2 separate regions of the Homo sapiens genome follow, and region 2 is linked to region 1. Evidence: read pairs that join two places in POLR2A ChIA-PET (ENCODE). Cell type or tissue: B cell. All regions are shown on one strand. Links, peaks and the distances in the headings refer to the core of each region. The heading gives the core; the rest is flanking DNA. Region 1 overlaps TAOK1 (TAO kinase 1). Region 2 overlaps ABHD15 (abhydrolase domain containing 15).

Region 1 (10,787 bases), core at 3,476-7,475:
TAAGCATGGTAGCTCACACCTGTAATGCCAGTACTTTGGGAGGCCGAGGTGTGAGGATCACTTTAGCCCGGGAGTTCAAGACCAGCCTAGGCAACATGGAGAAACCCTGTCACTACAAAAATTAGCTGGCCATGGTGGTGTATGCCAGTAGTCTCCCAGCTGCTTAGTTGGGGGGGTGGGTAGTGCACTCCTGTGGTCTCAGCTGCTTGGGAACCTGAGGTGGGAGGACTGCTTGGGCCAGGGAGGTCAAGCAAGGCTACAGTGAGCCGTGATTGTGCCATTGCACTTCAGTCTGGGCAAAACAGTGAGATCCAGTCTCAAAAAAGAAAAAAGAAAAGAAAAAAGATATGGCCCAAAAGTACCTTTTCAGCTTCATTTTACCAAATACCCATCCCAAATCACATAAATAACCTATAGCCACATATGATCAGTAATCACCCTCTTCAATATTGATCATTCATGCTCTCAGGTATATAATACCCTTTGTACTTTTATTTTTTTTTCAAGACCCATATAAAATCTCACTCCCTCAGGAGTCACTACTCCTAAACACCCCTTAACTCTACCTGTATAACAGTTAAATAAATGGTTCTCAATCAGGTGATTTTGCTCCCTAGGGGACATTTGGTAATACCTGAAACATTTTTTGATCATCACAACCAGGGGTGACGCTACTGGCATCTAATGGGTAAAAGCCAGTGATGCTGCAAAATATGCTATAATGCATAGCACAGATCCCCCCAACAATGAATTATCCTACCCAAAATGTCAATACTACCACGGTTGGGAAACCCTGCACTACACTATTGTATGTATTTACTTGCAAGCCTGTATCCCTACTAAACTACAAAATGGGAGGGATCAAGTCTTACTGATTTCTGTATACTGGCACAGTATCTACAAAATAACACACCAAAAAAATGTATTAATAAATACAGATGTGTCATTACTGAACCTATTTTAATAACCACACTGCCTAGAATGCTGCACTCAAAAAATATAAGAAATACGTATGTCATTGCTGAATCTTACTTTGATATGAAAGCTACATAACTTACTGGCTAAACTGGTTGTCTTTTTTTTTCTGAGATGGAGTCTCACTCTGTCTCACAGGCTGGAGTAGAGAGGTTCGATGTCGGCTCACTGCAAACTCCGCCTCCCAGGTTCAAGCAATTCTCCTACCTCTGCCTCCCGAGTAGCTGGGATTACAGGCGAGAGCCACCACACCCAGCTAATTTTTGCATTTTTAGTAGAGACGGGGTTTCACCATATTGGCCAGGCTGGTCTCAAACTCCTGACCTCAGGTGATCCGCCCACCTCGGCCTCCCAAAATGCTGGGATTACAGGCATGAGCCACCACTCCTGGCCTAAACTTGTGGTCTTTAAAAGCAAATTCCATCAATCACTATCTTGACTTGGTGTTTTCATAGTACATACCAACAAATTACAAATTATAACTATGTGAATATCTCAAAAGAGTATTAAACTGAAATTTATTTCCAAATTTACTGCAGCATGAGTAAACCAACTGGCTTAATGACTGTGCTCTGAAAGCATTTTTAAAAGGACACTGTTTCAGCAGGGCAAGGTGGCTCACGCCTGTAATCCCAGCACTCTGGGAGGCCAAGGCGGGTGTATCACCTGAGGTCACGAGTTTGAGACTAGCCTGACCAACATGGTGAAACCCCATCTCTACTAAAAATATATATATACAAAAATAAGCTGGGCCTGGTGGCACATGCCTGTAATCTCAGCTACTTGGGAGGCTGAGGCAGGAGAATCACTTGAACCTGGGAGGTGGAGGTTGCGGTGAGCCGAGATCATGCCATTGCGCTCCAGCCTGGGCAACAAGAGCAAAACTCCATCTCAAAACAAAGGACACTGTTTCAAAAATTTTTTGAACTCATATCATAGTGCCATTTGAATAAAATAGAGTAAAATAATGGATACTAAAATCTTGGCTATCATTCCACCTAACTTGAATCTAATAAAATTTATGTTAAAATACAGAATGGTAGTGTATTTTAACATATTGTCAAAAAATTAAACAGTTTTTACTTACCTATTTATTTATTTAGACACAGGGTCTCACTGTTGCCCAAGCTGGAATGCAGTAGCACAACCATGGCTCACTGTAACTCCATCCTCCTAGGTTCCAGCAATCCTCCTGCCTCAGCCTCCTGAGTAGCTGGGACCACAGGCACATGCCACCGTACTTGGCTAATTTTTTATTTTTAGTAGAGATGAGGCCTTACTATGTTGCCAGGCTGGTCTTGAGTTCCTGGGCTCAAGCGATCCCCTTGTCTCAGTCTCCCAAAGTGCTGGGATTACAGGCGGAAGATATCATGCCTAGCCAAAAGTTTTTATATCATAGTTATTTTACTTATTTTAGCAAATATTTCAGGCCAGGTGTGGTGGCTCATGCCTGTAATCCTGACACCTTGGGAGATTGAGCTGGGTGGATCACTTGAGTCCAGCAATCCAAGACCAGCCTGGGCAACACGGTGAAGCCGTCTCTACTAAAAATACAAAAAATTCGCTGGGTGTGGTAGCACAGGGCTGTAGTCCTAGCTACTTGTGGGGCTGAGGCAGGAGGATCACTTGAGCCCAGGAGGTCAAGACTGCAGTGAGCTGTGATCCTACCACTGCACTCCAGTCTGGAGTCCTACAACAGGTTCTTAAAAGAGTAAGACCCTGTCTCAAAAACAAAACAAAACAAAACAAAATCCCCCCCCACACACACACAGAAATATTTCATATCTCAACACTGTTTTATTTTTTACATGCCCAGCCAACTTTTTTATTCTTGATTAAAGATTAATGGCATTATTTTATAGAACTAGACATTCACACATAAAACACAAAAATACTTTTTCACTACCTAAGCTGAAGATAAAATGATCTTTTAATTACTCCATTTTCAAATTATTTGTACTTTTCTAGAGAATTAAAAAATCATTATCACTAATAACGACATGTCAAAGTAAAGAATCTAGGCCAGGCATGGTGGCTCACACCTGTAATCCCAGCACTTTGGGAGGCTGACGTATGAGGACTGCTTCGGTGTAAGAGGTCAGGGCTGCAGTGAGCTGTGATTGTGCCACTACACTCCAGCCTGGGTGACAGAGCAAGACCCTGTCTGAAAAGAAACACAAAAAACAAAAAAGAATCTGAAAGTGAGCACATTATATTGCCCCTCTGGGACTCAAAACTCTAATTCCAGTAAATAAAACCAACTGAAATACCATACTCCTATCAAGTAATGAGCCCTATAAAACATCATCATCATCTACCATTTATGCAGCAGGAGATTACTTAAATACTATATATTAAATAAAACAACATATACTATACAAAGTTTCTGTACAACAAGGAAGAGCAAAGTTTCCTTATCAAGTACAATCAAGGATATGGATGGTTTTGGCAAAAAGACAAAGCTTTTCCAATTTTCAGTAACCCTAAATTCCCCAAGTCTAAAAACGGAAAAACCTTGACCTTGTTTAGTAATGCTGTTCATCAACCTTTTCTGAAACCTCTTTCTCAGCCTCAATGGGAATAAATTGTAACAAATCAATCCAAAATACAAACTAGAGGTTTGTAACTACTACCATGAGTGAATTAAAAACATCAACTAAAACATAAATATTATGGTTAGATGTAACACATTGCAGCACACTGATTTTTTTTTTTTTTTTTTTTTTTTTGAGACAAAATCTTGCCCTGTCACCCAGGCTGGAGTGCAATGGCACAATCTTGGCTCACTGCAACCTCCACCTCCCAGGTTGAAGCAGTTCTCCTGCCTCAGGCTCCCTAGTAGCTGGGATTGCAGGTGCCCGCCACCATGCACGGCTAATTTTGTTTTTTTTTTTTTGAGACTAAGTTTTGCTCTGTCTTGATCTCTTGACCTTGTGATCTGCCCACTTCGGCCTCCCAAAGTGCTGGGCTTACAGGCGTAAGCCACTGCGCCGGGCCTAATTTTTTTGTATTTTTAGTAGAGACAGGGTTTCAGCATGTTGGCCAGGCTGGTTTTGAACTCGTGACCTCAAGTGATCCACCCACCTCGGCCTCCCAAAGTGCTAGGATTAAAGACATGACCCATCACGTCTGGCCTGGCATTTTTAAAATATACTTAATATACTTAATTAGTCACATAATAATTTTATGAACAGACGTATTTCAATTAAATCAAATCTATATATGTCCCCAAATAAAATAAAAATAAAAGATATTTTCTTAATATCCTCCAAATAAAAAGTTTTCAACCAGGCATGGTGGCTCACACCTGTAATCCCAGCACTTTCGGAGGCTGAGGCAGGCAGATTGCTTGAGCTCAGGAGTTCGAGACCAGCTTGGGCAATGTGACAAAACCTAATCTCTACAAAAAATACAAAAGAATTAGTCAGGTATGGTGGCGCATGACTGTAGTCTCAGCTACTTGGTAGGCTGAGGTAAAAGGATCACCTGAGCCCGGGAAGTAGAGGCACAGTGAGCCATCATTGTGTGCCACTGGACTCTAGCATAGGGAAGGGGACTGAGACCGTCTTAAAAAAATTAAATAGAAAGTCTTCTTTTTTTAAAATTCTGCAATTCATGAGAAACTGCACTCACACATAGTGTGTGACATTAGATATCTGATAACACGTTCCTTAATACAAAAACCTCAGAAGTTACCATGATTATCCAAAACTACTGGTACCCTGCCCAGGACCTTTTAGGCAAAGTCCTTGCTATCTCCTAAGCTTTGAAACCTAGGAAAGGTAAATATACCCAATATAACGACTAAATAGACTACAGATGAATCAGTAGAGATTGAAGGAGAGTTGTTGAAAGAAAAAGGAAAAAGCAAACTAAAACAAGCATACTTCAGAGACAGAAGATTAGAAGTAAAAGGGATGAGGTAAAAAAAGAAATTTTAGTTCAGGCACAGTGGCTCACGCTTATAATTCTAGCACTTTGGGAGGCCAAGGTGGGCAGATCACCTGAGGCCAGGAGTCAAGACCAGCCTGGCCAACATGGCGAAACCCCGTCTCAAACAAAAAGAACAAAAAGTACAAAAATTAGCCAGGCGTGGTGGCACAGCTACTCAGGAGGCTGAGGTGGGAGGATTGCTTGAGCCCAAGAGGCAGAGGTTTCAGCAAGCCATGATCACCCCACTGCACTCCAGCCTCCCAACAGAGTAAAACCCTGTCTCAAAAAAAAAAAGAGAAGAAAAAGAAAGTGATATGGTTTGGCTCTGTGTCCCTACCCAAATCTCATGTTAAATTGTAATCTCCAAAGTTGGGGGAGGGACCTGGTGGAAATGATTGGATCATTGGGGTGGATTTCCCCCTTGCTGTTCTAGTTGATAGTGAGTTCTCAAGAGCTACTGTTGTTGGAAAGTGGAAAGTTTGTAGCACTTCCCCCTTCACTCGCTTGCGTGTCCACACACATGCACACTCTCCCTCTCTCTCCTGCCAACCATGGGAAAATATGCCCACTTCCACTTCCGCTATGATTGTAAGTTTTCTGAAGCCTCCCCAGATGCAGATGCCTGTATAGCCCACAGAACCGTGAGCACATTAAACCTATTTTCTTTATAAATTACCCAGTCTCAGGTATGTCTTTATAACAGTGTAACTGGGTACCCAGAACATATAAAAATGTGGCAAACTGCTGAGCACAATAGCTTACACCTGTAATACCAGCACTTTGGGAGGCCAAGGCAAGAGGATAACTTAAGATCAGGAATTTGAGACCATCCTGGGCAACATAGCAAGACCCTGTCTGCACAAAAAAATTTTTTCAAAAATTAGCCGGGTGTGGTGGTGCACACCTGTAGTCGCAGTTACTCAGGAGGCTGAGGTGGGAGGATCACTTGAGCCAGGAGGTGGAGGCCGCAGTGAACTATGATCACACCACTGCGTTCCAGCCTGGGCAACAGAGCAAGACCCTGGCATCAAAAAAAAAAAAAAAAAAAAAAAGAGGCAAACAAAAGTTTCCCATAATAATGTTTACCCTTACTTTATGCACCACACTGACACTCCCCATTACTTTTTAAAATTGTTATTGTGACTCACTAAATTGAATTTACAAGCCATTAATGGATCACAAACTAAAGTTTGAAAGCACTGGCTTAGAGGAACTAAAAATTATGGGAAAGTCCTTGCTTTCCTATGATTATCTAGCTTGAGAAAACTATTCAGAAGGTGGAATTCTCCCAGGGCTGAAATACTGTCTTATCTGGCACATAATAATCACTTAAAGTTTGTTGAATTAATACATTTTGGAACGTAAGGCACTTTCAAGGTAAGGACATACCTACAAAAGATACCTAAATAAAAATGCGTAGAAGAGCATGGGTACTCTGAATCCCTTCAAAGACAGGGATGGTAAAAAGAGCTCCAGGAGGTAGAAGAGGGATACCAAATTTTTCTTAAATAAACAAAGTAAGTACTGGAAAAGAAATGTCATTTGTTGTTTTTTTTTTTTTTTTTTGAGACGGAGTTTTGCTCTTGTCTCCCAGGCTGGAGTGCAATGGCGCGATCTCGGCTCATTGCAACCTCTGCCTGGTTCAAGTGATTCTCCTGCCTCAGCCTCCCAAGTAGCTGGGATTACAGGCGCCCACTACCACACCCAGCTAATTTTTGTGTTTTTAGTAAAGACGGGGTTTCACCACTTTGGCCAGGATGGTCTTGAACTCCTGACCTCAAGCAATCCACCCACCTCGGCCTCCCAAAGTGCTGAGATTACAGGCCTGAGCCACCACGCCCGGCCTGAAATGTCATTTCTTAAGACAGGCTTTATATCCAGCAAAGGAAAAAGAAAACCTGTGATAAATTAAAAACTCCCATCAGAGGTGGGCACAGTGGCTCCTGTGTATAATCTCACCACTTTGGGAGAACAAGGCAGAAGGATCACTTAAACTCAGAAGATCAAGACCAACCTGGGCAACATAGTGAGATCTCGTCTGTACTAAAAATAAAAAAAAATTAGCCAGGTGTGGTGGTGCACGCCTGTAGTCCTAGCTGCTGAGGTGGCTGAGGTGAGAGGATCGCTAAGTCCAGAAGATTGAGGCTGTAGTGAACTTTGATCTCACCACTGCACTCCAGCCTGAGTGACAGAGCGAGAATCTATCCCAAAGAAAGAAAAAAACTCCCATTAAGTACTACACAGTAGTCCATTATAGGTGCAAAAAGTTACTAAGCTACCTTGATATTCTAACTATTTCTTTCAAAAATGTATGTCAGACTCCAGATATATAAATCCAATATCACCAGGCGCAGTGGCTCACGCCTGTAATCCCAGCACTTTGGGAGGCCAAGGCGGGCAGATCACGAGGTCAGGAGATCAAGACCATCCTGGCTAACACGGTGAAACCCCGTCTCTAATAAAAATACAAAAATTTAGCCAGGCATAGTGGCGGGCGCCTGTAGTCCCAGCTACTTGGGAGGCTGAGGCAGGAGAATGGCATGAACAGGGCAGGCAGAGGTTGCAGCGAGCCGAGATTGTGCCACTGCACTCCATCCTGGGCAACAGAGCGAGACTCCGTCTCAAAATAAATAAATAAAAATAAATCCAATATCAAATCAAAATTATATAATGCAACTCATCCTTAAATATTAGACTCTCCCCAGCACTTTGGGAGGCTGAGGCAGGTGGAACCACTTGAGCTCAGGAGTTCGATACCAGACCAGGCAACATGGCAAAACCCCATCTCCACAAAAAATACAAAAATTAGCCAGGCAGTGGCATTTGCCTGTAGTCCTAGCTACTTGGAGGGCAAAGGTGGGTGGATCACTTGAGCCTGGGAGGTCAAGGCTGCAGGCAGCCGAGATCGTGCCACTGCACTCCAGTCTGGGTGACAGGAGTGAGACCCTGTCTCAAAAAAAAAAAAAAAAAAATTATCTCAATGTACTCATAAACATTTATATTAGGCAGCTAGTGTGTGATAGCCAACAATTTATTGAGTGTTAGCATGTATCAGGCAGTAAGTTAAGTACTTAGCAAGCATTATCCTATTTAAACAACCCAGTATATACTATCTTCACATTAACGGGTGTGGTGGCTCATGCCCGCCTGTAATCCCAGCACTTTGGGAGGCCAAGGTGGGTGGATCACCTGAGGTCAGGAGTTCAAGACCAGCCTGGCCAACATGGTGAAACCCTGTCTCTACTAAAAAAACAAAAACATTAGCCAGGCATGGTGGCACATGCCTATAATCCCAGCTACCCGGGAGGCTGAGGCAGGAGAATCACTTGAACCTGGGAGGCTGAGGTTGCAGTTAGCCGAGATCACGCCATTGCACTCCAGCCTGGGCAACAAGAGCAAAACTCCATCTCTAAAAAAGAAAAGAAAAGAGAAAAGAAAAGAAAAGAAAAGAAGCCTGGCGCAGTGGTTCACATCTGTAATCCCAACACTTTGGGAGGCCAAGGCAGGCGATCACCTGAGGTCACGAGTTCATGACCAGCCTGACCAACATGGAGAAACCCCGTCTCTACTAAAAATACAAAAAATTAGCTGGGCATGGTGGCGCATACCTGTAATCCCAGCTGTTGGGAGGCTGAGGCAGGAGAATCGCTTGAACCTGGGAGGCAGGGGTTGCAGTGAGCGAGATCATGCCATTGCACTCCAGCCTGGGCAACAAGAGCAAAATTCCGTCTCAAAAAAAAAGAAAAGAAAAGGTGAGGCATAAATAGTTAAATAAAGAAGTTACCACAGGCCTGGTACTGTGGCTCATGCCTGTAATCCCAGCTCTTTGGGATGCTGAGGAGGGAGGACTGCCTGAGCCCCCATGAGTTTGAGACCAGATTGGGCAACATAGAGACCCCGTTTCTCGAAAAAAACTTTAAAATAAGCCAAGTATGGTGGCATAGGCCTGCAGTCTCAGCTACTCACGGCTTCGGCCCTGAAGGTAGAGGCTGCTATGGGCCATGACTGTGCCACTGCACTCCCACCTGGGTGACACAGCAAGACCCCATCTCAAAAAAACAAAAACTGAAAAAGTTACACATTTACACTAGTAAATGGTGACATACATATATATATATACACATATATATACATGTATATACATATATACATACATGAATATACATATATACACACGAATATACATGTATACATATATACATACGTGTATATATACGTGTATATATGTATATACATACATGTATATTCATGTATGCATACATGAATATACATGTATACATGTATACATGTATCATACATGAATATACATATATACATGTATACATGTATATATATATATATATTTTTTTGGGGGGGGACGGAATCTCACTCTGTTGCCCAGGCTGGAGTGCAATGGCACGATCTCGGCTCACTGCAACCTCCGCCTGCTGAGTTCAAGCAACTCTCCTGCCTCAACTTCCTGAGTAGCTGAGACTACAGGTGCGCGCCACCATGCCCGGCTAATTTTTTGTATTTTTAGTAGAGACAGGGTTTCACCATGCTGGCCAGGCTGGTCTCGAACTCCTGACCTTGTGTTCTGCCCACCTTGGCCTCCCAAAGTGCTGAGATTACAGGCGTGAGCCACGGCACCCAGCCATTTTTTAACTTTTTTATTATTTTCTTGAGACAGAGTCTCACTCTGTCACCCAGGCTGGAATGCAGTGGCACGATCTTGGCTCACTGCAACCACTGCCTCCCAGGTTCAAATGATTCTCCTGCCTCAGCCTCCCGAGTAGCTGGGACTACAGACAAGTGCCACCACGCCCGGCTAATTTTTGTATTTTTAGTAGAGACGAGGTTTCGCCACGTTGGCCAGGCTCGTCTGCAACTCCTGACCTCAGGTGATCCACCCGCCTCAGCCTCCCAAAGTGCTGGGATTACAGGCGTGAGCCACCATGCCCAGCCCTTTTTTTTTTTTTTTTTTTTTGAGACAGAGTTGTACTCTGTTGCCCAGCTAGAGTGCAGTGGCACAATCTCAGCTCACTGCAACCACTACCTCCCAAGTTCCAGCGATTCTCCTGCCTCAGCCTCCCAAGTAGCTGGGATTACAGGCACACGCCACCACGCCCAGCTAATTTTTTGTATTTTTAGTAGAGACGGGTTTCCTCCACATTGGCCAGGCTGGTCTTGAACTCCTGACCTAAAGTGATCTACGGTCTCCCAAAGTGCTAGGATTACAGGCGTGAGCCACCACGCCCAGCCAACATTAATATATAGTAAGTGCCAATTTTATTATTGGTAGCTGCAAACCAGAAAGTTTTGTTCCATCCTATTATTTGATAATATTTCTCAGAAACTAAACTTTGAATGTCTTTCTAAATGTTACAGTAATTCATCTACTTCTAAACCTGCATAAAACTATTTGATCAAATAATTTTATCAAAAGGAAAAATTAGCCCCTTCTCAGCTTTAAAGATAAATTAGACGGTAATTAAGTGCCATTATATTTAAATAACAACCTACAGCATAACGGTCACTGGCATTTTTAGGAGGCTGCAGTATATCTATTATGCAAGGCACTTAATAATTTATACTTTTACTTACTTTATTTACATGCCAGGTACTTAACATTTTAAAAACTCTTCCAACTTTTATAGGATACTTAATTTTGTCATCAAAAAGGTATAGCCTTAGACTGTATTTTAGAACAAAAAGTCTGCTTCTGGCACAAATAGACTGATACAGAAATAACTGTTACCATATGATGACAGAAACGTCCCAGCTGAAAATAATTGCTGCTAGTCCCTCCACACAACTTTTTAATTCATGTAGATTTTTAGAAGGTATGAGACATCTTTAATGAAATTAAACATCAATTTTTATTACTAAAAACTAAAATA
Region 2 (10,787 bases), core at 2,372-6,371, 160 kb before region 1:
TAGCTGAGACTACAGGCACATGCCACCATGCCCGGTTAATTTTTGTATTTTTCATAAAGATGGGATTGTGCCATGTTGTCCAGGCTGGTCTTGAATGTCTAGACTCAGGGAATCCACCCGCCTTGGCCTCCCAAAGTGCTGGGATTATAGATGTGAGCCACTATGCCTGGTCAGAGATTAACATCTAATTTCAACTGTCTGAGGCTGGATTGAGCTATTCAAAAGACGGAGCTGCTCATCCTGGCCTCCTTGTCAGGATGCCAAGCCCTCTCCAGGGGTCTAGAAACAGCAAAGATGTTCCCTGTTACCCAAAGCAGTTGCTCTGAGGCCCCCATTTAGGAATCCACCCAGTAAATTAATGACCAACTCAATTGCTTCCTCTGCCAGGCAGCACACTCTCTAGGAATATCTGCCCCAGGTATACCTGATCAACATCACACTCATGTGACATTACCAGGACAGGATGTTAGTTTAAAAAGCAAAAATAAAAACAATGAATGCAACCTAAAGTCAAATGTGAATTATTAGCAGAGGTGTCACCTGCTGGTTTGGATACTCTGAGCAGCAAGTTCTTCTAGGAGCAGTTTAGTAGGTTACAGTTCATAGCAAGTTCTCCACAGAGGGCCAGAAGTTGAGGTTAGGAGAACTGTCAGCAGCTGTGAAGTCAAATGCTGCCCCTAGGGCACATAGACAGGTGCAGTGATGCTGTGAATGACAGGCCTAGTGGGCACCGTCACACAGGAAGGAGGGAGGAACCCATTGTTGTGCTGAGAAATGCCCACCCATGTGGCTGGATCTTCCCACTTCCCTAGAGAAGCCAGACACCTGCATTTTATGTGAAATCTTCTAATTTTATTATTTTATTTATTTATTTATTTATTTTTTGAGATGGAGTCTCGCTCTGTCAGCAGGCTGGAACGCAGTGGCACGATCTCGGCTCACTGCAACCTCTGCCTCCTGGGTTCAAGTGATTCTCCTGCCTCAGCCTCCCAAGTAGCTGGGACTACAGGTGTCCGCCACCACGCCCAGCTTATTTTTGTATTTTTAGTAGAGATGGGGTTTCACCGTGTTGGCCAGGATGGTCTCAATCTCTTGACCTCGTGATCCACCTGCCTCAGCCTCCCAAAGTTCTGGGATTACAGGCATGAGCCACCGCGCCTGGCCACTTTTATTATTTTATATTATTTTATTTTATTTTTTGAAATGGTCTCTCTGTGTCACCCAGGCTGGAATGCAATGGTGCAATCATAGCTCACTGCAGCCTTGACCTCCCAGGCTCAAGCAGTCCTCCCACCTCAGCCTCCTGAATAGCTGGGACTGAGCCACCATGCCAAGCTAATTTTTTTTTTTTTTTTTTTTAGAGATGGGTTTTCGCCCTGTTGCCCAGGCTGTTCTCAAACTCCTGGACTTAAGTGATCCACCCACCTCGTTGGCCTCCCAGAGTGTTTGGATTACAGGCGTGAGCCACCACAACCAGCCTTATCTGGTTTTAAATGATGGCCATGAAATTAAACGTTTTCGAAGCCCTAAATGGCCAAAGAAAGCCTCTGTGGACAGATCTGGCCTGCGGGCTGTCTGTCTGTCTCATCTGCTGTCACCTGATGTTCTCATTCTTCCCTCTCTTTCCCACCTTCCCCACTAAACACCTCGCTGCCAGGTATGCCACAGCCCTGGAGGACACTGTGGACACCAGCAGACTGTTCAGGAGCCGTTCCCTTCGAGAGTTTGAGGAGGCTCTCTTCTGCCACACCAAAAGCTTCCCCATCAGCTGGGATACCTACTGGGACCGCAACGACCCGCTCCGGGATGTCGATGAGGCAGCCGTGCCTGTGCTGTGTATCTGCAGTGCTGACGACCCCGTGTGTGGACCCCCAGACCACACTCTGACAACTGAACTCTTCCACAGCAACCCCTACTTCTTCCTCCTGCTCAGTCGCCACGGAGGCCACTGTGGCTTCCTGCGCCAGGAGCCCTTGCCAGCCTGGAGCCATGAGGTCATCTTGGAGTCCTTCCGGGCCTTGACTGAGTTCTTCCGAACGGAGGAGAGGATTAAAGGGCTGAGCAGGCACAGAGCTTCCTTCCTTGGGGGCCGTCGTCGTGGGGGAGCCTTGCAGAGGCGGGAAGTCTCTTCCTCTTCCAACCTGGAGGAGATCTTTAACTGGAAGCGATCATACACAAGGTGAAAGACCTGGCCTGAGAACCCCCAAGTCCTGCAAAGAAAAACAGAGCTGGGCAAGGGGGAGTCCTGGAAAGATGGGGCGGACTGAACAGAGGGAGCTCCAGCTCTGTGCTCCTCATTCAGTCCCTCTCTCTTAAATTGGTGCCTTGAAAGAGAAGGAACGTCCTGCGAGCCTGCACTCACTTCATCCTCAGCAGAACTCCTGCCTGGCCTCTGCTCAACATATCCCTACTCATCCGGTCAGCAGCGGCGCGTTCCAGTCACTGTCACCTGTCACTGACATCACAAGCCAAAGGATAGCACTTTTTCAATCCATGGACTCAGGAGAAAATGCCCTCTTACTGGCAGTGGCTAGAGGGATGAGACGTTTGTGTATGTCACTGGGCAGTGACCCCGATTCTCAAGCTGGAGCCATTTGATGTCATGAGGACAGGATGTTTGTGTCTCGGCCCCACTTCCCTCATTTGCTCTGTGGTTGTGGCGCCCTGCTTTGACCGAATGCTCTGGCAACTGCGGCAGCAGGCTTGTGTGTGTGAGAAGGGCGGCAGAGGCAGTGGGGCTGGCTCGCTGAGGGCTGAGCAGGTAGAGAATGTGAATGTCCATCTCAAGGAATGCGAAGTTCCAATCTCTCAGAGGAGCTCTGCAAGTCTCAGCTAGGAATGGGGCTGATCTGGCCCCCAAGCCTCACTGGAGAGATCCCAAGGGTATTTTACAAATAGGAAGCGCTCTCATGCAGGATCTGAGGGCTTTGCTAGACCATGGTTCAAGGAGTCAGAATCTTGGCTACCCTACATGCTCCCTCTGGCACCATTTCAGGGGATTACTCCAGAGAGCTGCAGCCAGAACTGTTTATCTCCTGAGATATGGACTTTCTCTAAGTCAGGAAAAGCACAAACCTCATAACTTAGGTGTTTTCTGGTTGGTTGCTCCCTTTTCTGATCCTACTACTGGCCTCTCCCTTTCCAGAGCCAGGAGACACATCTGGGACCAGAGGAAACAAAAGCACCAAGAGGTTGACTAGAGCTGACCAGTGATTTACAAATATTTCATATTCCAATGCTTCGTCTGCTCAATTATTCAAAAGGCCATCCCTGTAAAGGCAGAAAAGCTTCCTCTTAGATCTGGCCACTCAGCAAATAAGTGGGTATTTGGTTTTATGAAGAATAATGCTGAGGACTAGAGATATAGTATATCAGAGATAATATATAGTATACAGGTTGATCTAAATATTCTGGTTTGGATTAGGCAATTAAAATTTTTTTGGCAACAGGACATATGTTTCCATGTGTTGCTAAGATTCAAAAACTTTGCCCTGAAGTTTTATTTTAATCGTCATTGAGAAAGAGGGCTCCTGTTCTGACCTCAAAAACAGCAAAGCTGTTGTAAAGAAGAGAGCTGCTTATACGAAAACCCACATTCCAAGACTTGGTATAAGGTATTCCTGAGGCCTTGATTTCAGGTTTGGATAATCTTGCCCCAGATTCTAGATCTTGTTCTTCTAGATCAAATCAGAAGAAACTTTGAAATAACTCCAAGAATCTGCACTGAAATGTAGACAGCACTCGATAATCTAAGGGACATTATCTTGTTGTGAAAAATTATCTCCCTCCTGGCTGGGAGCGGTGGCACACACCTATAATCTCAGCACTTTGGGAGGCCGAGGTGGGTGGATCACGAGGTCAGGAGATCGAGACCATCCTGGCTAACACAGTGAAACCTCATCTCTACTAAAAATACAAAAAATTAGCCGGGCGTGGTAGCGGGTGCCTGTAATCCCAGTTACTCAGGAGGCTGAGGCAGGAGAATGGCGTGAACCCGGGAGGCGGAGCTTGCAGTGAGCTGAGATCGCACCACTGCACTCCAGCCTGGGCGACAGAGTAAGACTGTGTTTCAAAAAAAAAAAAGAAAAGAAAAATTATCTCCCTTCTCCCCACTTCTTGTTTCTCCTCCTCCATATTCCTCATCTGACGTTCTTTTGCCGTTTCTAAGCAGGATAAATAAAAAGGAACTGAAATTAAGCTGCTCTACTGCCGGTGAACAACAGCCTTGGTGTAAGCCTTGGTGAGGGAGATTTACTGCCATCTGGCCATCCGCTACCACCAGCTGCCCTCCACATCTGGTACAGTGAGGATTTCAGTTAATTAGGGTCCCGTAGTCCCAGTTGCCCTGCAAAATGGGAAGCAGCCTAGTGGTTTTTAAACCCTAAGGCTTAAAGAGTCCCTAAGGGTGAAAATCTGCATAGTTTCTCTAGAAACTATCCAGATAATGCAAGATTCTGGTTCTTCAAGAGAATAGCTTTTGGAGAAATAGTGGTTGGTTTTCCTTTCCCTTTTGATAGGAAAGAAAGTTTTCCAGGGAGAGAAATGTATAAACTTTGTAGTTACAGTCAGAAGAATGGCAGAATCAGCCCCAGTTCACGTTCCATTAATTCCTTTGAACCCTGAACTCTAGTGACCCGAACCCTAAAGTATTTCTCTTCCGTGGCCCTTGTGCCAGATGCACCCACTGCATATCCCAAGAACATTCTCTGATTTTCCCATTACTACTTGAAGACTAGGGCTGAAATGCCTGTTTTGTGCTGAGAAAGTGTAATTTCTGTTCAAGCAGGAAAGATTTGGATGGCCCTGTCCTTTAGCCTAATGATTCAAGAATCACACAGGTGAATTCTGCTTTGGTAAATAGCTAATTGTGTGAAGCCAGCTGGAGGAGCCCCAGGCACACTGTTCTGTGAATGGGTGGCCCTTGAACAAAATGGCAAGTTATGAGTTTGAGGAAGCAAGAAACAAACAACAAAACCAAACAATAGGCGGGGCACAGTGGCTCTCACCTGCAATACCAGCACTTTGAGAGACTGAGGTGGGAGGATCACTTGAGGCCAAGAGATCGAGACTAGTCTGGCCAACATAGCAAAACCCCATCTCTACAAAAAATTAAATTAGCTAGGCATGGTGGTGCACCCTGTAGTCCCAGCCACTCGGGAGACTGAGGCGGTAGCACTGCTTCAGCCCTGGAGGTCGAGACTTCAGTGAGCCCCTCCCGAACACCTAAGAACCACTGAGTTGGACTTTCCAGGTGGTGGGTCTTCAGTAATCTTCAGGCCTCATTACTTGCTTGCCTCCTTTTTGGTGTCCGTTATTTACCAACACCTTCAAATGGTAAGATAAAAAAATGAATACAAATAAGGAAACGAGCCAGGTGCAGTGACTCACTGCAAAGTGCAGTAATCCCAGCACTTTGGGAGGCCGAGGCAGGCAGATCATTTCAGTCCAGGAGTTCAGGACCAGCCTAGCCAACATGGTGAAATTCCATCTGAGTGTGGTGGCACACGCCTGTAGTCCCAGCTACTTGGGAGATTGAGGTGAGAGAATCGCATGAGCCTGGGAAGCAGAGGCTGCAGTGGACCGAGACTGCGCCACTGCACTCCATCCTGGGCAACAGAGCAAGACCCTGTCTCAAAATCATAATGAAAACAATAAAGCAAAAACAAAAAGCCAATGACTAAAGGGAGGCATTAATTCAGAAGTGGCAATTGAGTCCTCTGTCTCTAGCCATGGATCAGAATGCAGAAAGCAGACAACTGCTTCTGAAATTTTCTGTGAGTTCTAAGTTCTGATCTCTGATATCAAGATTGTGCTAAGCTATAACTTAATTCTCATAATTTAGTATTTTATGTATTTATACATAGATTTCCAGGGTGGCTTGGCTGGAGATGACAGTATGAAAAATACAGCACTAAATTCTCTGAGAAGACATCATCTCTGTTTTGAGTGACGATATCCTAAGACTTGGATACTGATAGAAAATAGGTCTTGGCCGGGCGCAGTGGCTCACGCCTGTAATTCCAACACTTTGGGAGGCCGAGCCGTGTGGATCACCTGAGGTTGGGAGTTCGAGACCAGCCTGACCACCATGGAGAAACCCCGTCTCTACTAAAAACACAAAATTAGCCAGGTGTGGTGGTGCATGCCTCTAATCCCAGCTACTTGGGAGGCTGAGGCAGGAGAATCACTTGAACTCGGGAGGTGGAGGTTTCGGTGAGCCAAGATTGCGCCATTGTACTCCAGCCTGGGCAAGAAGAGCAAAACTCCGTCTCAAAAAAAAGAAAAAAAGAAAGGAAATAAAGAGAAAGAAAAAGAAAGAAGAAAGAAAGAAGAAAGGAAAAAAAGAAGAAAGAAAGAAAAAGAAAGAAAGAAAAAGAAAGAAAGGAAGGAAGGAAGGAAAGAAAGAGAAAGAAAGAAAAAGAAAGAAGGGAAGGAAGGAAGGATGGAAGGAAGGAGGGAGGGAAGGAAGGAAGGAAGGAGGCCTTGGCCAGGCATGGTGGCTCACACCTGTAATCCTAGCACTTTGGGAGACTGAGGTGGGTGGATCGCTTGAGTCCAGGAGTTTGAGACCAGCCTGGGCAACGTGGTGAAAACCTGTCTCTACAAAAAATACAAAAATCAGCTGTGTATGGTGGTGCATGCCTGTAGGCCCAGCTACTAGAGAGACTGAGGTGGGAGAATCACTTGAGCCTAGGAAGTCAAGTCTGCAGTGAGCTGTAAACATGCCACTGCACTCTAGCCTGGGCAGCAGAGCAAGACCCTGTCTCAAAAAAAGGAAAGAGAAAAGGTCTCAAAACAAGGAAGTGTCACCTTGGCTTTATACATAACCTCAGAACCACCTAGAGTCAGAAACTCCTCTGTACTCATCTTCCATCCCAAACCACAAGGTCCTTTCTCAATCAGTCACCTTTAGTAATGAATGCCAAGGTATCTTCCTTTAGAGATGAATTTTAGCATGAATTCCTCTCCCTGCTTAAACAAGCAGATACACTTGGCCACTCTGGTAGAACTTGGTAACAATGCCAATAAAAGGAGTATTTGTGATTCTTCAGTCAAGCCAGAAAGGATGACACCAGAAATTGCTTTGACTCATTATCACAATTTGCAGAGATAAGAGTGCATTCAGGAAGGCTTGAGAAGTTATACATAGGGAGTGTCCAAGTACTCAGAGATTAAATGAATGCCTCAGGAAACAGTAAGTCTCACATCATCAGTGGGATATTCAAGCTAGACTGCCCCTTGGCACATATCATGGAGAGAACATGTGGCAAGAAATGAGGATGAACTAGATCAGATATCCAGTTTCTTCTCATCTAAGGTCTGTGAATTAAAATAAATAATGCTAATGATCTTAGTGTTTGTAACAACTTAAGGTGGGTTTCTGGGCTCAAGGATCAGAAAACCACAGACCTGACTAGGATCCTGGGAGTTGAGAGATAACATAAATTTTAATGAAAATAACCCTGCCAAAGTGACCAGAGTGAGTGTGTGTGTCTGTGGTTTTTGTTTGTTTGAGATAAGGTCTTGCTCTGTCACCTTGGCTAGAGTGCAGTGGTGCAATCTTGGCTCACTGCATCCTCAACCTCCTGAGCTCAAGCAATCCTCCCGCCTCAGCCTCATAAAGTGATGGTACTACAGGCATGAGCCACCACCATTCCCAGCCCAGAGTGTTTTGTTTTGTTTAGAGAAAGGGTCTTGCTGTGTCACCCAGGCTGGATTGCCCAGTGGTGTGATCATGGCTTACCACAGCCTCGACCTCCCGAGCTCAGGTGATCCTCCTACCTCAGACTCCTAAGTAGCTGGGACTACAGGTGTGCACCACCATGCCTAGCTAATTTTTGTATTTTTTGTATAGATAGGGTTTGTTACTATGTTACTCAGGCTGGTCTCGAACTCCTGGGTTCAAGGGATCTTTTCACCTCGGCCTCCCAAAAGTCTGAGATTATAGGTGTGAGCTACCACACCTGGCATCAGAGTATATTTTTAAGATAGCCAATGATTATGCTCTAGTCGCACTTGCTCAGAGGAGCTAAAGGTTTTTTTTTATTGTTGTTTGTTTGTTTGAGACGGAATCTCGCTCTGTCGCCCAGGCTGGAGTGCAGTGGCACCATCTCGGCTCACTGCAAGCTCCGCCTCCCAAGTTCACGCCATTTTCCTGCCTCAGCCTCCCGAGTAGCTGGGACTACAGGCGCCCGCCACCACGCCCGGCTAATTTTTTGTATTTTCAGTAGAGACGGGGTTTCACTGTGGTCTCGATCTCCTGACCTCATGATCCGCCCACCTCGGCCTCCCAAAGTGCTGGGATTATAGGAGTGAGCCATCGCACCCGGCCGGAGCTAAAGTTTTGAAGGTAAAATGATACTTCATTGAAACAATAAGACACTCATGCATCAAAAGTAAGTCTCTAGTCCCTCTAGTCTTACCTTGTAATAATGCAATACCTTGCCTTAGTATTTAGTATGGTTGAACAAAAAATTTCTCTCCAACTTATTTGTCTCTGAATAGTAAATCAGTCTCCCAGTAACACTGGAATGTTATTATTTTTTAAATCTCCAGAAACAAATATGTGCTGTTTGTCTTCTGAAGTCTTCTGTGTACTAAGCCATGCTTGCCTACTGTGGCGTTTAGCAGAGCCTCAGTGCACATTCTCTAGCCACTGGATGTTGCCTCACTTTTGTAGATCTAGCCTCGTGTGGCCTAACACTAACCAGCAGCAGCTCTGTTTAATCAATAACCAGGTCTCCTGTTCTGGGCTAATAATTTCCCAGCAGGCGCACAATTCCCTGATCATTGATGGTGCCTACAACAAATATATTATTCAGTGGGCAAACAGTGTTTGTGTGTTGATAGGATACTGAAGTAATAGTTTGGAGATGTGGGTTCCAGTTTCTACTTCATCTATGACTTAAGTGACCCTGAGAAAGTTATTTTATGAGTTGTTCCATATGAAAAGACTGGGAATGTGTATAGGCCTTAATTTATAAGGTCTGTTAGGATATAATGAGATACTTAATAGCAAACAGATCCCATTCTCCAAGACTCTAATTCCTCAGCCATAGCTCAAAGACCTCCATGATGAAGGGGCATCTGCTTTCAAATCACAGTCTTTATTCTCTGATCAACATCTTATAAGGCTAAGAAGTTCCAGTTATTAATTGCACTGCAAAGTTGGGAAGGGCCTGGAAGAGCAGCACCTTTGAGCCTCACAGGTTGGGTTTGGGTTGCCCAGTTGAGGACAAACTCTCCCCATCCCCACCCCCATATATGTACACACACACTGATACTATGTCACAGCTAATTGGTTTCACATCAATTTTTGTCAAAAACCATCTGCATTTCTATTTCTTATAGATGGTCAGAGACGATGTGACTTTTAAGATCTCATGGTTAGTGGTGGGGCTAAGACCAGACCCAAATTAGTGCTCTTTATGCCATACATTATTTGCCTTTTCCTAATCACTGTCTGAGATGATACTAAACAATGTCCATTTTGGACTCCAAAATGTAAAGGATTTTAACAAAAAGGTGGGGGTTTCAGGGTATCTCTCTTCAGAGCTGCCGGGGTGCACAACTGCATGGGGGGAGCCATGCACGTTATCTACAAATGGCACCCTTTAAATTTCACTGCACAGCCTGCACAGAGCTAACACCCTCAGCAGCCTTCTCTCCCTGTATCCGTTAAGAACAAGTACCTGAAAATAGGGTAGCAAAAGGTAAAGTCATTAATTGCCCAGGACACATACAGGAAGACCCTGATTCTGCAGCTGGCGAAATGTGATGTAGGTGATGGCATAGGGGCTGTGAAGCTAGCTGACAATCGTGATTAATTTTTTTTTTTTTTGAGACAGAGTCTCACTTTGTTGCCCAGGCTGGAGTGCAGTGGCATGATCTCAGCTCACTGCAACCTCCGCCTCTTGGGTTCAAGCAACTCTCCTGCCTCAGCCTCCCAAGTAGCTGGGACTACGGGCATGCGCAACCACACCCAGCTAATTTGTGTATTTTTGTAGAGATAGGGTTTCTCTATGTTGGCCAGGCTGGTCTCAAACTCCCGACCACAAGTGATCCGCCTGCCTTGGCCTCCCAAAGTGCTAGAATTATAGGTGTGAGGCACCGTGCCCGACCTCCCATGACTAATTTTATGTTCAAATTTCTTTTATAGTCAGGTAGGATAGATTTCAAATTCTAAGCATAACTCGAATCTTTCATCCCACTGTAATTTGAAGAACCCAATTGTGAGGAGAAAACAAAGAATCTTTTTTTAGAGACGGAGTCTCCTTATGTTGCCCAGGCTGGACACCAAACTCCTGGGCTCAAGCAATCATCCCACCTCAACCTCCTGAGTAGGGGGGGATCTATAGGCATGAGCCTCTATGCCCTAGAAATCTTGTTTTTTAACCCCATTGAGTTAGTCCAAATTCAGGTGGGTATATTGAAAATACTGGAGATGAGGTCTGGGATCTAATCCTGGCTCTGCAAGGCAAAGTCTAGCTCTGTCACCTAGGCTGGAATGTAGTGGTATGATCATGGCTTACTGCAGCCTTAACCTTCCAGGCTCAAGCAATCCTCCCACCTCAGCCTCCCAAGTAGCTGGGACTACAGGCATGTGTCACCATGCTCATCTAATATTTTTATTATTTTTTTGTAGATAGATAGGGTCTCACTATGTTGCCCAGGCTGGTCTCAAACTCCTGGTCTCAAGCAATCCTTCCACCTCAGCCTCTCAAAGTGGTAGGACTGCAGGCATGAGCCATTGCACCTGGCTGCCACACAGCTGTTTGAGGCAAGCA

Evidence for each region. Peaks named below come from ENCODE experiments on the same cell type or tissue, not always from the same donor. Only the 100,000 strongest peaks of a DNase experiment are listed, where the experiment ranks them.
Region 2: POLR2A ChIA-PET joins it to region 1 with 6 read pairs; 14 of 35 experiments call an interaction of 5 or more read pairs at or near these places.

The regions. Positions count from the first base shown.
Region 1 is chr17:29,396,078-29,406,864 of GRCh38, reverse strand. The region is part of intron 1 of TAOK1 (TAO kinase 1); the gene reads right to left. Among named protein-coding and RNA genes, the nearest start is that of MIR4523, 11 kb to the right of the region's middle. RefSeq lists an enhancer at 5,438-5,507. In B cell, for the core only: no CTCF peak of the experiment used is centred there; no DNase peak of the experiment used is centred there.
Region 2 is chr17:29,553,957-29,564,743 of GRCh38, reverse strand. It overlaps ABHD15 (abhydrolase domain containing 15), which reads left to right. Exons shown (of 2, transcript NM_198147.3): 2 at 1,658-4,197. The coding sequence ends at 2,183. Among named protein-coding and RNA genes, the nearest start is that of ABHD15, 7.7 kb to the left of the region's middle. In B cell, for the core only: no CTCF peak of the experiment used is centred there; DNase peaks (open chromatin) are centred at 2,653, 4,223 and 4,921; H3K4me3 peaks cover 2,380 bases; H3K27ac peaks cover 2,860 bases.